3 separate regions of the Homo sapiens genome follow, and all the other regions are linked to region 3. Evidence: chromatin loops called from intact Hi-C (ENCODE). Cell type or tissue: CD4-positive, alpha-beta T cell. All regions are shown on one strand. Links, peaks and the distances in the headings refer to the core of each region. The heading gives the core; the rest is flanking DNA.

The links. Peaks named below come from ENCODE experiments on the same cell type or tissue, not always from the same donor. Only the 100,000 strongest peaks of a DNase experiment are listed, where the experiment ranks them.
Region 1: a loop joins it to region 3, with 4 times the contacts of the local background. A loop is called at or near these places in 15 of 110 quality-filtered maps.
Region 2: a loop joins it to region 3, with 5 times the contacts of the local background. A loop is called at or near these places in 8 of 110 quality-filtered maps.

The regions. Positions count from the first base shown.
Region 1 is chr5:35,773,991-35,782,389 of GRCh38, forward strand. It overlaps SPEF2 (sperm flagellar 2), which reads left to right. Exons shown (of 37, transcript NM_024867.4): 28 at 1-31; 29 at 2,267-2,405; 30 at 5,127-5,356. Among named protein-coding and RNA genes, the nearest start is that of IL7R, 79 kb to the right of the region's middle. In CD4-positive, alpha-beta T cell, for the core only: CTCF peaks have their summits at 3,772 (motif pointing right) and 3,982; a DNase peak (open chromatin) is centred at 3,841; H3K4me3 peaks cover 348 bases.
Region 2 is chr5:35,922,863-35,931,261 of GRCh38, forward strand. All of the region lies in intron 1 of CAPSL (calcyphosine like), which reads right to left. Among named protein-coding and RNA genes, the nearest start is that of CAPSL, 12 kb to the right of the region's middle. RefSeq lists a silencer at 2,065-2,359 and enhancers at 3,557-3,606, 3,697-3,776. In CD4-positive, alpha-beta T cell, for the core only: a CTCF peak has its summit at 3,787 (motif pointing left); a DNase peak (open chromatin) is centred at 3,779; H3K4me3 peaks cover 290 bases.
Region 3 is chr5:35,857,935-35,860,434 of GRCh38, forward strand. The region is part of intron 1 of IL7R (interleukin 7 receptor); the gene reads left to right. Among named protein-coding and RNA genes, the nearest start is that of IL7R, 2.3 kb to the left of the region's middle. In CD4-positive, alpha-beta T cell, for the core only: no CTCF peak of the experiment used is centred there; DNase peaks (open chromatin) are centred at 37 and 1,247; H3K4me3 peaks cover 2,500 bases; H3K27ac peaks cover 2,407 bases.

The DNA.
Region 1 (8,399 bases), core at 2,450-4,949, 81 kb before region 3:
GAAGAACACCTTGCTGCCTTGCAATTTGAAGGTAGCGATTGAAACGACTAAGATGATGCTTTTCAGTAGAAAGGAGACCAGTAGCCAAACAGCCCACAACTGGCTCATCAATTGCCTCAGACCATGTCTATGAGAACATACAGCAAAGAGGTTGAAAAGCACAATATTCAGTTGACTGTTTTCGTTTGACCACGTGAGGACTAGATTTGAGTGTTGCATGAGTCAGATGTTTTGGCATCACCTAATCAGTCTTAACTGATGACACGATCTCAAAAAGAACCAAAAAGAATTTGGTAATGGGTTAGAAAAAGCAATAGCAGTAATTAAAATCTCATAAAACAGAAACAAAAGAAAATGTTGAAAGTTCGTATGATTTTACAGGTTTAGATAGGGACTACCTAAAGTAAGTGGTTTTATATTACAGTAAGAATAATTTAGGTACCTAATTAGGAAAATAAATTTTAACTAAAGGCTAACAGGCCCTGAAAATGAGTCCTTGGGAACAAAGGCCATAGGAGAGCCAGTCATATATCTATTATGTTCAGAGGTGTTCTTCTCTATAGGAGCTATGACTCCACAAAACATATTCTCCTTATGGCTCTCTGAATTGTCTTGTAATGCAATTCTAAATGAAATCTGAAAAGATCAGGAAACTGAGCAAACATATCCTAAGGGAAAAAAACACGGTCAATATACAAGATGACAAAACCACAAAAATGTGGCATGGGGTATGCCGAGACACCTTTAACTACTCAGTGACTATTAACTACTAAGTATGATTTCCATCCCTTGTTTCTCTCATTTTCTCTCCCCTGTCCTTCCCATCTTACTACCACCCACTTCTAAAACCCCAACAATAAAATCTGAAGTCAGTTGAACACAGGGAGACTGTGGCATCAGGCAAGTCCAGGACAGATGCATCTCCCATATTGCCTGCCCTGCATCTGATTTCAGTGGTTTTCAGTATACTTCATCTTTCAGTTCATTCCATACATGATCCTTAGTGTAGCAAAATTCATTTATGCATATAACAAATGATTATTGACTTTCCACTCTGTGCCAAGTCCTGTGATAGTTGCTGGAGACACACATTTATATGTACAAACATAAACAAAAAATAAAACTCAGTCTCAAGGAAGAGAAATGCAATCACTGTTGCATGTTGACCTGTTGACAGCTGGGCCTGTAGTCACAGCTACTGAAGAGATTGAGGTGAAGGATCGATTGTGTTTGAATCCAGCCTGGGCAACATAGTGAGATCCTGTCTCAAAAAAAAATGTGATATTGGTGGTGGGCATATTGGGCAAAGGGGACATGAGGGGAGTTCCTGACTTACCAACGGAACTAATTCTTGAGCGGAATTGGAAGACTATGGATAAGTTTTTCCAGGGGAAAAATTGGCGTGAGAATGAAGAGGAGTATTACGTGCCATGGCAGAGAGAGGGGTAAGAGGCATATCAGCTTGTGAGTAGCTTAGGACCATGAGGCATGTTCTGGGAAGGAGCGACTTGGGAGATGGGGAGGCCACACCATGGAGGGTTATCTAGGCACTGCCAAGAATGTTCAATTCTTCCCTGGTGGCAACTGGGAGCTAGGGAAAATTATGAGCAGTAAAGTGATTATGATCACATCTGCAGGTAAGACAAATTACTCTGGATAGTGTGGAGGTGGATTTGGATTTGAGGTGGGGGAAGAGAGTTAGAAAAAGTAGGATTGAGGCTATTGCAACAGTTTAAGTGAGAGATAATCAGCACCCAAACTATGCGATGATGATGAAAAAAGCCAAAAAGAGAAACTGGAAAAATTTTGGAGATAAAATCCACCAACCAGATTATGTGCCAGGATCGGTAATAGGCCCAGGGGCACATGGAGTTTGCCCTGATTTTAGTGGTGCTGAGAAATACAATGGCAATGCCACCCCAGGTTCTAAAGTAAGGAGATAAGCACGGTCCCCACTCCCTTTTCAAAATTCAGAAATTACCTATGCGTGTTTTCACATTTCATTTATCAAAGAGTAGATTGCTACAAAGTGCAATAGATAAAAAGCTCAATTATAGTTTTGGTTCAGATAATTTCTCAAATGACTCTACCACATATTACATTTTGCTTTTCAGTGAGATGGATATCATCTTATCTATTCTGGTATATTAAACGTGCACCTAAAGCTTCACAAATTGAAGCACCAGTGGTTTCAAAGTGAATCTGTTCATTAGTAAATGCATGCACTGCAATATGTTAAAACATTCTTATTTCTCTTTGCAAATAGAAATAGCCACGCAATTTCGACTTGAACTGATAAAGACAAAAGCATTGGCTCTTCTTGAAGATTTAGTAACAAAGGTGGTTGATGTATATAAACTCATGGAAAAATGGCTTGGTGAGAGGTATTTGAATGAAATGGCCAGGTAAAGTACTACATGACTTTCTGAAAATATGCTTTGTGTATTCTAAGTACCAAAATTGATGAAGATTTTTAAGGTATTTACAAATTTAAGTTAGTTACAAATATAAATTTTGGCCTTTTAGGAAATCACGTGTATAAACAGATAATATGAGCTTTACTATCATGTTTGTATTAACTCTTTTCTAACAGTAAATCATGCATCAAAGGGTTCTATTGCTATATTAAACTTTGCACAATATTTATGAGTTTAGCTGTCATACTAATCAATGAGAACCTTATTTTACAAGGTAAGATTATAGGTAATTTAAAAATAGTTTTTAGAAGTAAAATAATCCTTGATACTTTTCCAATGGTAGATTTATTATCAGTCAGAGCCAATTAAGGGGAGATTAAAAAGTCATTCACTGGAATGTTTTACCAGCTAGACTGATTCTCTTGTAAGACCAACCCCAAGTTCTACTTTTCTGTTGAGTTCCAAAGACTTCCCAGACCTTTGTTGCTACTGAGGGGCAATGACTCTCATCCTGTTAGTTCAACCTTAAAAGGTACAAAGAGGCAGGTCAGCAGAGTGAGTCATGATTGTCCAGACCAGGAGCCCCATCTTGTCCACAAATTAGTAGCATGCTTGATTGCTCTGGGCCTCATTGGCTTCATCTATACAAGGAAACACTCCAGCCAGGCTATTTCAGAAGTTTACCCTAGATCTAGATTCCAAGATGCACTACAGTTTACAATAAACATTTACTGAAAACTTAGAAGTTGCTACACAAACAGTATTCAAAAGGCAATTATTCTTAGAAGCAACAATTTTCATGTAAAAAGCAGCTGTTATGGTTCGTTTTCTCTGGTCCTTGTCTCATAGTGAAGTTCTTTTGTAAAGTCTTCAGCCTAGTTGTTTAGAACTATTGCTCCATAGTAAAACAAACAAAGAAACATTAAACAGAATAAAAAATACAAACACAAGCATAAGTAAGCTTACTGCAGTAATGCTTAAAATCATTTTGCTACTGGATAACCAAGTCAGTTACTCATCAGCATCACACAGTAATAATATTCATTTCTGTTCTCTGCCTGCTATTTTGAAATGAAAGTCTATCTTCTTCATTTTTGGGACTCATGGCTCCCATCCATGTGGCCATCCAGTGTAAATGCATATTTTAGCAGATGTATTCATATTTCTCAGATTTATATTGTATATGTCTGCCCTGTGAATCTACAGATGCTGTCATGAACTGTGGCCACAAGAAGTTAAAACCTAGAAATGTGATACAAATAAATAAATAAATAAATAAATAAATAAATAAATAAATAAATAAATAGCTGGCAGATCCCTTTGACCTTCAAATCCTGTTCTTATTTTCCTGGCACTTTTTTCCTTCCGTTGTTAAGATTACTCTTAGTAACCTTCCACTAGGTGGCGCGCATCTGTTTTAGTATCCTGATGCCCAGTAAAGGTATTATTCTACTAGTCATGTTTTACAGAGTATCGTGCCGGGCTATGGTTGGGTCTCAATCCACATTTGGAGTCCCTCCTCACTCACGTAAACTCAGCAGCTATCCAGTGACCTCCTCTGTCCCCGAGCACGCAACCACCCTAAAAGCATAAACTAATTGGCTAACACGTATTACATGGACACTTACAAAGACAACATTCTGGAGTTGAATTCTAGAGTATCTTTTGAAAGACAGCAACTAATGCTACTTTTTAAATTTTCAGTTATATGTTCAGTATGTGGTATATTTGGTGCCTATGAATTATATAAAATGAGATCAAATATGCATTTTTCTGTGTTGCTCACTTTCATTGTAATATATAAACAAGATCCTTTCTTCAATACAGCGATAATGCACTTATTCATGTATAAAACTTCTCTAGCCTTTAAAATAATTTTTAAAAGGTCATTAACTATACCCCCAGTACAGTTTAAATCTTTGCCGTATATGAGTTCACATTAATAACCATAAGATAGGGAGTGTTGCGTTGTTGATTCCATTGCAAAGACAAGGAAATTCAGAGAGCCCAGGATCTCTGGCTAGAGAGTGTCCTAGGATGAGAACTCAGATTCCAGCACTCTTTCTACCGCATCATAGTGGTTCCCAGCTGTTGCTGCTTTACCATGTTATCTAGCTAGGAATTGTTATTCTTCATGAAGATAGCAAAGCAATTTCAATGGATTATATACAACAGAGGCTATTCTGACATCTTTGTTTTAGATAACATCAAACTTCTTTGACAGAAATAGAGAAAAGCCACTCTTCTAGAAATACATTATTGAACTTGATTCACTTTATAATTCATCCTAATTCCAAATAAATGTAATTCTAATAGTCATGTTTTACAGAGTATTATGCCATATAACCTTATTCTGGTTCATACTTAGTATGAAATATAACCCTTGATATAGTCTTGCTTACATAGTAAAATATATTCTAATACTAATAAAAACTATATTTAATAGGTTCTCTTTAAGTTCAGTTTTGTGTAAAATGTGTAACTAGTAGCTGTTTAATAAGCATGCATTTTCTATTTAATCTGCATTTATTTATACCCTGCCTTTTTACAAAATAGATTTGGGGACAAATTGAAATTTATAAGCATGCAGATGGAGTTGTCTAAGAGCTATATAATCTGTTTACTTTTGTGTATATGTCTTATAAGCAAACTTTATTAATCTAATAGTATCTTTCATGGGGTTAACGCTATCCATTTTACCACTTTCAGTACAGAAAAATTAACTGACGTAGCTCGCTATCACATTGAAACATCTACAAAAATTCAGAATGAACTTTATTTAAGCCAAGAAGACTTCTTCATTAATGGCAATATAAAAGTCTTCCCAGATCCTCCCCCATCAATACGTCCTCCACCTGTAGAAAAGGAAGAAGATGGTACCCTGACCATTGAACAGCTTGACAGTCTTCGAGATCAGTTCTTAGATATGGCACCTAAAGGTAGGAAAAATAATTATCATGAAAAGAGCACAAAAAAAGGTTAAGATTAACCAGGACAGAAATCACTTGCCAACAAGTAAAATCAGCTCTATGGGATCATGTGGCACTAAAACATGCCCTTGCTTTGTTCTAGTTTATTAAATATTTGTTTCATACAACATAGACCCTAATTAAACAAGCAGGACCCACTGTGAATAATGCTTGAGCAGTGTGGTGGTCCTCATTCCTGGTAATTCCTCTCTCCTGTCCTCCCCGACCCTTGCTGACAAGTTTGTATATTTGAGTATTACTCCACCTGGCAGCTTACAGAAAGACTTTGTGCATACTTCTAGTTTAGATTTTATATTGAGATTATGAGTTTGTGTTTCTGTGAGGGGAGACCAGGCAGTAGAAGATTTCCCTTTTATGTTGGCCTTTTCCCTCAGTGCTTGTAGACCATAAGCAGAATCAAATAAGCTGTTAGAAAATGTTTGCTTAATTAATTAGTCGGTTTGTTCATATGTATGTGTAAATGTTTTCTGCACACAACAATTTTATCTCTTTCACATTTTATCAGCATGGACCTACAGCATCTGCACAGGCTTTTTTTATTCAGCCTTTTCCTACTTCCAGATATTCTTCAATGAGTTCTGTCGATTGATAGCACAAGTAATTCAGACAGATCACATAGGATTATCATCTCCACTTTAAAGGTCTAGATACTGACTCACAGAGGAGTTTAGCAGATTTTTTGCCTATGGTCATATATCATTCAGAACTCTGCAGATCCAAAGTTCTTGCCCCTTCTCACTGAACTAAGTTGCCTCTCATAAGCAGATTTCTTTTACTTTTCAACATATACTACTTATTGGGAAATTATTACTTTTCCCTGTAGCATAGTCAACTGACTTTAGTATTAATACAATGTTACTTTTTAAAAAAGTCCAGTATTTCCAGAAATTCACATCATATATCATTAGTAAAAAGAGCATTACTCTAAGTCCGAAAGCTTCCTTGCCAAGCCCAATAGGTGAAATTGGTGTATGTGTGTGTGCCTGGGTGAACCTTGCGCTTTGATGTGTCAGCTCATCAAATCAGCTAGAGCAGGCTTTACAGCTCCAAGGTATAAAAGCCCACACTTCAGCTGTGGAGGGACGGAGGTGCCATTTGGCAGCATTTGGGCACGAAGGAAACATGGCCATCAGCAGGTACAAAAAATCTCGACTTTACAAATCAGTCCATGAAATTCCTTCAGTCCTTTAGTCAGACAGAGTGCACCCTCTTCTACATGGTGCGAGCTCCACAATGCCCTGTTATTATGTACTTCCCTCTTCAGAGTTGCTTTTTCTCTTCATTTTATCCAGGCCATTATTTTACACATAAAATAAAAAGATAAGTGTAAGTGGATTCTAAACATGACATGTGGTTTGCTTTAATCCTACACTCTGGTGACTGGGAGGAAATCACTCAATTAATAGGTAAAAACTAAAGGCATCTGGGGACACTTGAATAGGTAGAAGTGGATTTTGAAAATTATCATCCACTTACAATATATCTTTCAGCAGGGACCCTAGTATCCATGATGCTAATCATAATACTTTCTTGGATCCAACCTCAAATCCAGAGCTCATATTTCCACTAAAAATTTAAAAATAAATTTTAAAAAATAGCAGCTATAACTTGACATGTGTCTCAGAAGATTAACTCTAGAAACCCTTGGGACACAAAGATGTCAACAGATAAATGTTTTCAGACTATGGGAGAAATAAGAAGGGAGGGAGAGGAAGTAAAGGAAGGGAGGGAGGGAGAAACGGAGTTGTTTTTTTTTTAATTTTTATTTTTTTAAAAGCAGAGTAAAAGGAAACCATTTGCCCTAGGAGCTGAGAGTTTAATTTGAAAAGGCAAGCAAAGAGGAAGGAAATATGAACAACTATTTGAGTTCTTTCTGGGACACAGTATGAATGTTATTCAAGTGCTCAAGAATGCAAAGCATCAGTGTGCCCTGAAATTGGTCAGGGAAAAGTCTGTGGAGCAAAACTTTGGAGGGAGAAATTGAAGAGGGTAAAGAGATTTTGTGGCAAGGCTACAGAGAATGTTTACAGTTAGGGGAACAGCTGCTGGAAACTCTGTAGACAAGAAGCGTGAGGATAGGAGCATGATGTTTGGGAAATGTTTAGGAGACTGCTCTGCTTTTCTTTCTCCAACTGCATGAACTCCAGGCGAGTAGAAGAGGAGGCTTTCTCTGTGTGAGGAACCACCTCCTCCCACCCAAGCTGGAGAATTAACCCATATGCAAGAATAACAGTTGTAATTACCACAGAATTTACAAGGCTATACAATACGGTAGGATTTGGGGATTGTGATGATTCAAAGTGAGTTATGTATGGTCTATGGGCAAACAGTTTAAACTCTTTTCTCTATTAGCTCAATTATACCATTTGAAAAAATATATATTGCATATATTGCTTTTTAGGTATATCTAAAATAATTAATAAGTGTTGGGAATTTGATTGACAGGAGTAACGTTCATTGTTATTATTCTTGCTATTCTTATAGAGGGCAGGGAAAAGTATTACTCCATTTTTCTGCATCCCAGAGTCACAGAATTGGAGGTTCTCTACTGATACTCTTGAAATCAGGCTCCAAACATTGACAATGGCCCTGCCTGAGGAAACCCATTAACTGCCACTCACCCCTTTTCCCCATCTCTTCTGGCCCCACAAAGTATACTCTGGCTTTTTTGTTTTTCTACCCCGGTTTGGCAATTGTTCACTTAAGAAACATGACACACACCCATCCGTCTTTTAAATGAAGGCTTTTGTTGTATTTCTTCCAAGAAATGGAAAACAATCCTTTATGATACCTTCCACTGTATTTACCCTAGAACTCTATAATTTCAAAACACAATCTTAGTGAGTGATAGCAGGTTTGAAAGTGTGGAGGAGCTGGCTGAACATGTGTGTTTCAAATGTGTGATCCTGCAGAACTTCCTGCTCAAACTTGCTATTATTTCTATGCCAAGAAATAAAAACATTTTCCTATATTATTTCATATATGCCCATGC
Region 2 (8,399 bases), core at 2,450-4,949, 67 kb after region 3:
CAGACAAGACCACCAATTCACTCATCTAGCCATGTCCTGCTGTCTTACTCATCCTTGCCTGAGCCATTCTCTTGCCCTGACCATATTCTGCTAGTGGCATGCGCCCCATCCCCACCCCAACCCCTATGGAAGCAGGAACTGGTGTCAACAACATGCCCTTCTCATTCTCTAAACCCACCTCAGAGTCTTGATCCTTCCCAGGACCACCATCATCTTTCCTGACCCTTGACCTTGCTTCATGATACTTGCCCAATGGCTGTCCCCAGCCACTCACCTCCCATTCTCATTTCCCATGACATCTCCCCTACCTTGTCCACCTTATTCATTTTGCTCTGGTTTTTCCCTGCCATCCATGACAGTAAGTGAGAATGAAGAGAAACAGAGACTAAAAACCAGTCATGGAGAGAAAGTGAGATCCAGCTCCTGGATCTGGGACAGATCCCCAGTGGGACCCTCTTTGCACACCTTCAGAATAATATTAAAGGCATCAGTGGTGCCCCCACTAGGTAGTAAGCATGTGTCCAGTTCCCACAAAAACCCCTTGAGTTGAACTGAAAACAGGAACTCAAACAAATGCACATATACCCATGTTTATAGCAGCATTATTCACAACAGCCAAAAGGTAGAAACAAACCAAATGTCCACCTATGGATAAAGGGATAAGCAAATTGTGGTATAGCCATACAGTGAAACATTCTTCAGCCATAAAAAGGAACACAGTACTGATAGATACCACAATGTGGACAAACCTTGGCCATGTTATGCTAAGTACAAGAAGCCAGACACAAAATGTCACACATTGTACGATTTCATTTATGTGAAATATTCAGAATAGGCAAATTCATAGAGACAGAAAGCAAATTAATGGTTGCAAGGGGCTGGGGTGGGAGGGCCAGTGGGGAGTGACTGCTTAATGAATGTAAAGTTTCCTTCAGGGGTAATAAAAATGTTTTGGAACTTGACATAGACGGTGGTTTATCAACATTGTGAATGTAATATACACTTTAAAATTGCTAATTTATGTTATGTGTATTCATCTCAATAAAATAAAACCCATGCACAGATGTTACTAGCTAGATTTAGTCATTCCACAATTATACATACTTCAAAACATCATGTTATACAAAGTAAATACATACAACTTTATCTGTCAATTTAAAAAAAAAATTTAAAGTGTGCTGGGCACGTAGTCATCCTGGTAAATTAGCAAAGGTTAAAAAAGAAAAACAAGCCTATGAGCTAGTTACTACTATTATTGGTATTTCACAGATAAAGAAATTAGGATGCAGAGAAATCAGGTAACTTGCCCAAGTCGCACGGAAACATGACTCACAGTAATCCACATGCTGTTAGAACTGTATGACCCTTGAAGATTCTCTAGTGCAACCTCATTTTGCAAACTTGGAAACTAAGGCTTGGGTTGGCAAAGTGACTTGCTCAAAAGTCCTGGCCAAGACCAAAACAGACGGCTTCTGATTCCTAAGGGCTCTTTCTGCTTCATCATGTTTGTGGTTTGTGAAATAACATATAAGAATCTCAAAGCACAGTTTGATGGTGCTTTCTCATAGGAAAGTGGGATCGAGTCCAGGAAGGCAAGAAACTGCCAGCCCAGTACCTCAGGCTGTCCCACCTCTTGAGGCTGACCCTACCCAGCGATGATGTTGGCAGTTTATTTCTGGAGTCTAATAAATTCAAGGGGAAAAAAGTCCATTCTCTCCTGCTAGCCTACCGTGAAACTTGAAATGCCCATAGTAAGCATCCCTTTTAATCATTGAATCACCCAGTTCACCAACCACTAGCTAACTGTATTGTGTACTCTTTTCGAGGCACTATGCTGGAATAGAGTGTGGGAGTGTGAGGAATTACTCAGAGGAGCAAGCCCTTGAATAGCCTAGAGTCTTCATTAGTTTGAATCCTGATCTCCTGTATTTAAGCAGAAGGGAAAAGTTTATTAAGCACCGGGGCTTTTAAGGAAGGCAGGATTGCACAGGATCTCAAGTGCATAAGGGAGATGCTCAGCTTTGAAGTTTCAATAAAGGCGCCAGGCACCAGGGCAAGAGTCAGTCCCCAAACATATGTCACCGACTTCATAGCAGTGCACAAAGTGTCTCTGCCTGTAGAAGACTCTGTCTGAACCTTAAAGATCCGGTGTGGTGACAACGGAGCGCATCCCTGTGCAAGGCGAAGAGGCTGCGCTCCCGACGCACTTGGCCGCAGCGCCACCACGTGTTCTCAGGCGTCTGCACATTCCCCCGGCCAGGCATGCGGTTCAGTCTCTGCCTTCCACACAGGTCTGCTAAGAGCTCAGGAAGCGCCATGCACTGTGCTAGGGGTAGGATGAAAGCAGGACCAAGACAACGCTTACAGCCTGGGGGCTGAGCAGGGGATGCAATCACAAGAGGACGGGAGGCTTACCTGGCCTGGGAGTGGGGCTTTCTGAGGACCTCTCAGAGGAGGTGATGTCTAAACTTTCATCCTAATGGAAGGTGGTAGTTATCGAGGCTGGGGACGTGGGGATAGAAGGATATTTTAGATAGCAGGTGTACCAACTACTCAGACTAAGGTGAGAGAGAAAACAATATAATTAGGAAAGTACAAGTATTTCAGTATGGTTGGAGAACAGAGGTATGGGTGGCAGGGGGAGATGAACAGTAGTGAAGATTCGGAGGAAGTAGGGAAAGGGGAATTGTGGGTAAAGATGAAACTGACCAGGCGGGCAGCCATCAGATCCCAAAGAGCCTGGGGTGCCAGGGTGGGATTTGGATTTTCTCCTGAGAGCAACAGGAGACCGCAAAGTTTTCTTAAAAAGGGAAAAATTCTTCTTAAAAAAGGAAAAAGTCTTCTTAAAAGGGGAAGAAGTCTTCTTAAAAAACAGGAGACCACAAAAAAGGGAAAAAGTCTTCTTAAAAAACAGGAGACCACAAAGTCTTCTGGCCGGGCGCGGTGGCTTACGCCTGTAATCCTAGCACTTTGGGAGGCAGAGACGGGCGGATCACCTGAGGTCAGGAGTTCAAGACCAGCCTGGCCAACATGGTGAAACTCCGTCTCTACCAATATACAAAAATTAGCCGGTCATGATGGCGGTTGCCTGTAATCCCAGCTACTCGGGAGGCTGAGGCAGGAGAATCGCTTGAACCCAGGAGACGGTGGTTACAGTGAGCCAAGATCGCGCCACTGCACTCCAGCCTGGGCGGCTGAGCTAGACTCCGTCTCAAAAAAAAAAAAAAAAAAACGAAAAAACGGGAAAGGCCGTTTGCATTGTAAAGTGAGAAGAATGGATAGGAAGGCGGGACAGGCTAGCCAATAGGAGACTGTTGTTTCCAGCTATGCTGCCTGGACCGTGTGGACGGAGAGAGAAGAAGAGATAGGAGATGGCCAGTGGCAGAACGTGCAGTTTGAGGGAGAGGGCGGACTCGGGGCTGGCATCCAGAGCTGTTGCTTGCGCTCTCCACTCTCACCCTCCAGTGGCTGGCAGCAAGGGAGGATATTCACAGAAGCCTGGAGATTTGGGGCAGAGGCAGAGTGTAGCTACGGTAGCAATGGTCCCATTAAGGCTGTCTCATTCCACTGTCCTCCCGGTGCACAACCAACTGCCACGCCAAACTCTCTCCCGCCTGGATTTTGCGAATTATTGTAGGAAGGATGTGGAAAGCTGTAAATGCATGGGGTCTGTATCTTCATGGTTCCCTCCGTAAGGTTCAGAGACAGATTTAAGAGGACCCTTGGAAGAGGGAACTGCTCTAGCCCTAGCCTGCATCTATTGACTTGTCTTTGGTGCTCCCTGGTGGCAGTAAGCTGAATTACATCTCTCTTCCTTTCTCTGTTCCTCTCCATCTGCAGCCAACTACCTGCAAACACAGAAGGGGATCTTATTGCTAAAGAGGCAACCCTAGAGATCGTTGATCCAGACACTATAAGGCACCAACGCTTTTACATCCTCTTTGTTGCAAAATCCAATGGAAACTTCTCACCTCACCCTCAGGAAACTCTCCCTCCTTTGACTTCTCTGACCGTACATTCCTGGTTTTCCTTTTTCAGGGAAAAGACCGTTCCTTGAAAGGGAACCGAAGCAGGTTTAGTCAGCTCGGATGAACTTAAGAGAAGAGCAGGGTTAGCCTGCGTTAAAGTGGAGAGGGAAGGACAGAATCAGGTAAATAGAAAGGGACAGCAAATGTGGTGTAGATGACAGAGGCGAGATGTGCTTGAGGAGGGGAAAGGAGGCTTCCCCGCTGGCAGGGATGTGCAGTCGCGATGGCTGGACCAGATTTTGCCTGGACAGTCTTCCTTTGCACCACACTGCTTGAGACAGCACGTACTGTGAGGAAGCTGTCCTGTTGAGGAAGTCCTGCAGGTCCAGCCTTGTGACAACAGCAGCCGTCTGCAGTCCAATTGTTCCGAGCCTCTGTCCCACCTCTTGATGCTGTTAAGCCCATTTTCCCCATAGCCAGACCATGTCATGATTTTTAACATTTTTAGGCATTTCTGTAATTCTTAGATACCTGTGCCATTACATTAGCTATTTTCAATAGCAAGGAACCTGGGGTTGCTATAATGATTCCATGTGCTTTGAAAACATTTTACTATGGGGAGAGAAGAAAGGAGAAAGGTATACAGTAGGCAGCTGTTGATGAGGCTTGTAGGGCATCAAGCTAGTTCCGAGAAGGTGGAAAACATTTGCCTTCTTTTAAATTCTCATCCAAGACAAAACATTCCCTATTTCTTCTAGCTCGGGCTTGATCCTGAGCACTGAGACCAGTCCCCCATAGGGATGGGGAACTTGATGTGGCTTTTGCTCTTTATCTCTGTACTTGGAAACTGGGTATAAGATTGAAATTTTGATTAAGACTTGGTGGACCTTTCAATACTTGAAATGTCATCCAGGTATGAGAAGAGATATACAACAGACCATGTCTGAAGGCAATTAATGGAAAAAATTAAACCATCTGCACTGGCTTTAGTCCATTCAATAAACTAGCTATTACTACACGGTAGATGGCAAAAACCCATAGTTCCTCAATAAGTTTCCCCTTGGAAAATGCCCTTCTAAAATAAATATTGCATTCCAGAGGTCTTAGTACAGTTGTGCTGCTAGAACAAAATACCATAGATGGGGTAATTTATAAACAAGAGAAATTTATTTCTCATTGTTTTGGAGGATGGGAAGTTCAAGATCAAGGTATCAGCTGATTTGGTGCCTGGCAAGGACTATTCTCTCGGCCTTTCAGATGGTACCTTGAACTATGGATCCTCCAGAGGGGATAAATGCTGTGTCTTCACATGGCAGAAGAGATGGAAGGGCAAAAAAGGGCTCAATAATTTGCAAAGCGACTTTTATTAACACCTTAATTTCATTCAGGAGGGATGAGTCCTTGTGACCTAACCAACTCCTGAAGACCACACCACTTAATACTATTGTATTGTGGATTCAGTTTCAACATGAATTTCAAACATTCAAACCATAGCACTAGGTGTTGAGTATAGCCTAGCAGGCGGCTAGGAAGTGAATAAATAGTGATGTCCTCCCGAAGAGACTGAAATTGAAGACTCTGACAGTTTGAATACGTGGCTTCTGCAGTACACAGAAGCCTCAGATAAGAGTGTGTGTCAGTGTTGTTGACATCGTGAGAGTTACTTCACGGAGCCCATTTGAGTTTGAATCAACTGAATGTGCCCTTAGTACCACAAGCTATGCAAGGCACTGTGCTAACTCTTCAGGTGATAATTATAGAGAAGTGCTTCTCAACTGGGTACAATCCCCCCCACCCCCAGGAGACATTTGATAATGCCTCCTGTGAGATATTTTTGGTTGTTGCAATGGAAGTAGGGTAGAGTGTTATTGGCATCTAATGGGTAGAGGCCAGGGATGCTGCTACACATTCTGCACAAGATACACAAGATGGCCCCTGGCAACAAAGAATTACCAGTCAGAGATGTCCGCAGTGCTGAAGTTGAGAAGCCCTGATATAGAGAAAGACCTGGGACCACCGTGGGTGCTGTTGAAAAACAAAGATGCCCACAGCACTCACCAAGCACAGTAAATTAGACTCTCTTGGTGTAGATGCTGCGGCTGGGCACTTTATTGTTTTTAGTTGGTTTTCCTGTATCCCTAAGTTTGAGAACATAAGCTACGGGAAATACAAGGTCACCCTCTAGTAAGAGGAGTAAGGCCTTATTATAACACAACACAGGGCAAGATAAAGGCATGAAGAGAAGAGGTAGTAAATACAGTTGTAACTATGCTGGGGGCCAAGTCCTTGTCTAAGGACTTTACATATATCCACACATTGCCTCATGTGGTGGATTCTATCAAATACTACTGCCCTATTACAGGAAGTCAGCAGAGACCTGAAGAACCCAGGTTACTTGTCTGAGAATGCGCTACCAGGGAGTAGCAGAGCCAGGGTTGAAAACAGTTCCTTTTTTTTTTTTTTTTTTTTTCTGAAACAGAGTCTCGCTCTGTTGCCCAGGCTGGAGTACAGTGGTGCGTTCTCAGCTCACTGCAACCTTGCAATCTCCGCCTCCCGGGTTCAAGCAATCCTCCTGCCTCAGCCTCCCGAGTAGCTAGGAATACAGGCACCTGCCACCACACCCAGCTGATTTTTGTATTTTTAGTAGAGATGGGGTTTCACCATGTTGGCCAGGCTGGTCTCGAACTCCTGACCTCATGATCCACCCACCTTGGCCTCACAATGCTGGGATTACAGGCGTAAGCCACCACGCCCGGCCTTGAAAACAGTTCTAAGTCACTGCATTCAACAGTTACACCATGATGTTGCTTAAAACCGATAAATTGCTTTGGGGACTCAGAGAAGGTCCATGAAGTAAGAGATGCAGGAAGGGAAAAGCTTCAGGGAAAAGAATGCTTTGGAGTGCTGCTAGATTTCATACCAGCAGAGAGTGAGGACCGGAGTGCAGAGCAAATCTGGGCCACTCACAGTCCCTAAACATGACCCCTTCTCCCATCTTAGGTCCTTGCTTGGGTTTTCAAATCCTTAAGGCTCAGTGTAAATACCTTATGGTTAAGAAGAAAAATTTTACTTAGCCTCTTCCTCTTGCAGCAGCTATTTTTTTCTGTTTGTTTTAATTAAAATGATGTGTGAGGGTTTTTAAATCAAACTCAAAACTTCTGCACTGATTATCTTTTATACCATTTACTATTTTCCCACAATTTATTTTAAAAACTTTTTCTAAAATGTATGAATATATGAAACATCTGGTTTTTGTTTGGATTGTCAACTTCCACATACCACATAAAGTATGACGGCATTTCATCTACACTTAAGTGACATAGCATACTGTGGAAATAAGATGTCACCGAAGTCTGGCATCTTACCACATTTTCTCTGTATCAGAATACATTTTCTCGAAATGCTTAAAATGCATGTTGCAGCCACTCTCAATAGGCAGGTTTGTGTAGAGCCCATTTATGCTAAACCATAGTCTTTACTTCTTTCTATTGAGCTTTGAGATGTGAATTCAGTCCTTATTTTAATGTTTGTGATATGGTACATTTTAAAAATAATATTTTATAAATATCATTGTGATAAAGTGTTTACTTCATACATATTCATATTTCACTTTATTCACTGAACCAGGGTTGGGGCTAGGGCTAAGTAAGAGAAAGGCACAATGTTTAAAGAGGCACACAGTCTCAGAATCGTGCAAATGTCAACCATACACTTGCCCAAGCCTGAGAATGATTGTCTCCTTAAATGGTGCACCCTAAACACCTACCTTGCCCCACTCTAGTCTTGGTTCTGCATTAATGCATGTTTATTAAACACCTATTATGTGCCATACAAGAGGAACGGATGAGACAGCCAAGCTTCCAACCCTTGGAAGTTTACATTCCTAGAAGTAGTTTTAACTTGATTAAATTTGAATTACAGCTAATTTTTTAGACACTGCCACCTGGTTGAGACAAAGTCATTCTATTTCCCTTTTTCTCTGCCCTATTCCACTTTCTACTGGGTAGGCACAGGAACCAGTTCTAGCCAAAGGGACCCAAAGGAAAGTGCTGAGAGCTCTGGAATATCTCTCTCATCTCTTTTGCCTTCCTTGTGCCTTGAGTGAGGATGTGATGTCCAGAGCTATGCCAGCCTCTATGCAATCATGAGGGAAGGGCCAAGGGAATCATATCCATGCCAACTTAGAGCCCTGACATCATCGAGCTGCTGAACTAATGTTGGCAACTTCTTGACTTCACGATCCTGTCTTGTAAGAAACATAATCTCTTTGTATTATCTGTTTAATCTGTTGTTGGTCAGGTCTTCAGTCACTTGCTGTCAAAAATATTCCTAACTGATACAGACGGCAAAAAGCTTATTCCTGCAATGTTTGGGCTGACCCTAAATATTGACCTTTAGCTGGGTAAAATAACTAGCAATCCAATGTGAGAA
Region 3 (2,500 bases), core at 1-2,500:
CTTATGCATTTTGAGTCATGTAATTACGAAGGATGGAAATCCCTAGAATTTTCTCATTAAGGGAATTGTCAGAGAGTTTGACATTTTTTACAGTATATGACTCACTTTATGGGGGATGATTATTATTCTATGCTAAACTTTGCCTTGGATTTCCACAAAGACTGATGGGAGGCAGGAAACATAAATCTTACTCTCTTTCATGTCATCTATACTCACTAGTTCACCCTGGTGATCATACTATTTTTAAAATATATAAGAATGCTAGTTGAAAGCTGGGTTTTCACTCCAACTTTTTAAGTTTCAGATTTTTTAGAAGATGTATAATTACCCTATTCACATGATTACGTCAAAATACTTCCCAGTTTGGGGTATAGGAATTCACATTCAGTTGCTGCTTGTTGAAAGTTGTCAATTTTCTGATCATCACAAGGATGATCAAGAGAAGAAAGGGATACTTTTTAAAAATCCAAATCATTTACACTATTAATCAACTAACTCCATTCAGTAGGAAGAAGACTTCTAGATGACACTGGCTTGCCTATGATACATATTCCACACAATTTAAATTTTTATGGATAAATATGTCTAGATACCTATTTAAATATGAATAATATTAATTATTGAGCATTTAAAGAATAATAGATTAACTCATTATTCAAAAGCTCTATGTAATTTCAAAACCATAGTAATTATAACACCGTCAATTGACATAAACTTTTTAAAGAGAAGCTCAAATGTTTCATGTATATTTTCAGAATTAGAATTCTTATTTTACCTTTTCATTACTTATTTCTCAGAAAATATTATACTCATAGCTAATCCCTATTAAATCCTTACTGTGTTCTAAGCTACCTCTTTGTAAATATCCATTCAGTGATTGCTCATAGCACGAGTTTACATATTAGAACACATGTCTTAGAGAAGTTGCCTACCTGACAGAGGACCACAGGTAGAGTATCCAGAATTTAAACGCACATCTGTCCAGCTCTAACACCACAGGTCTTAACCACTGTGTACATTAACTACTCTTAGCCAAGAATTTTTCAGCTCACGTCATGTAGAATATTCTTTTTGTAAAATGCCATCACATTTTATAAGTCATTGAAGGGAATTTTTCTTGGTTACAAAGCAACTCTGCCCCATAATATCTACTGAAAAGCCAGTGAGCTGCTTCCTAAAACACAGCCATTTTAGGTGCAGGAAACAGTGTATAAATGGCTCATTGTATATTGTATGCTTTGCCAGACTGAGTGGCAGTGGGAGTCCTTTGTTATGTGGGTGCTGACATCTGCTAGAGTGTGCTGTCTCTATTGAAGAATCGTGAAGACAAAGCCGACCCACAGGATGTCTGAATCCAAATAATAATACATGTTCTGTGTATAGAATTGGTGGAAGAGAAAATGTCAGGACAGTGTGAGGACTGCCATGTAAGGTCAGAACCACTGCATTTAGAAAGCTACCACTGCACAGGGAAGAAATCTAAGTCTACAAAATTAGTGGGCTGTCTCTCATTATTTCGTGCTGTCATCAGAAGGAGGGCCATACCCTGCTGAAACTACATAAAGAGCTTTTGCTGGTGGCAGAACTGTGAACTGGATGGATTCTGGGAATGGCCAGAAAAACAAATGCCTGTGGTTGTGAGCAGTGCCCACACCCATGGTCTAGCTAGGGCTGTTTGAGATTTGTTGCTTTGACTGAACCAACCTGTCATTCAACTGGTTGGTCCATTCACAGTCAGCTTTATTAACTTTCCCATTTTCCCTACTGAGTTATTTAAGTAAAGAAAGTGCTATTCGGACAGCCCTTGGTCTCTGGGACAATCAACTGGGATTTGATTTTAGTATATTCTGTCTCCAGTGTAAAGCCTTGGAAGCATCTAATTTCTAGTACTGATGAACCAAAAATACATGGAAGCAGTCCTAGGCTCACACTTGAGCACTCTGAGAATGGCTTTGCTTACTCCAGATTTTCTCAGGTCCCAGTGGGTGTATATTTTCTGACATATTTATTCCAGCCTCACTTTCTATCATGTAAAACATACATACAAAATGTAGATTTCATTATAGGGTCTACAAAACAGCTTAAGAAACCAAATACTATGTGTGACAGATCACACTTTCCAAAAGTAATAGCAAAAAAAAAAAAAATCTGGTTCCCCACTTTCTTCCAGCATCCTGCTAGAATCTATCAGATACTGCGTCTATAGAAGAATCTATAAGAACAGAAGCAGTATGTACAACATTCACAGGAAGTTTCACCAAATCGGAGTCCTGCCAGATCTAATTTTTTTTCCCTAATCACGTTTGTCTCAGTCAGTAGCTTAAGACAATGGAAATAATCAGTGCCACTTTTAATTGGGATGCCTTTTTAGGCAAGGGAAAGTGACCTCTTAAAAAAGCAAAATTCTGACTGCAAGATAGCTATCATTGTCCTTCATTTAAGACAAAAAAAATACTAGGGAGGGAATAAATTATGATTTGTAATAAAGTGAAAAGTGAGA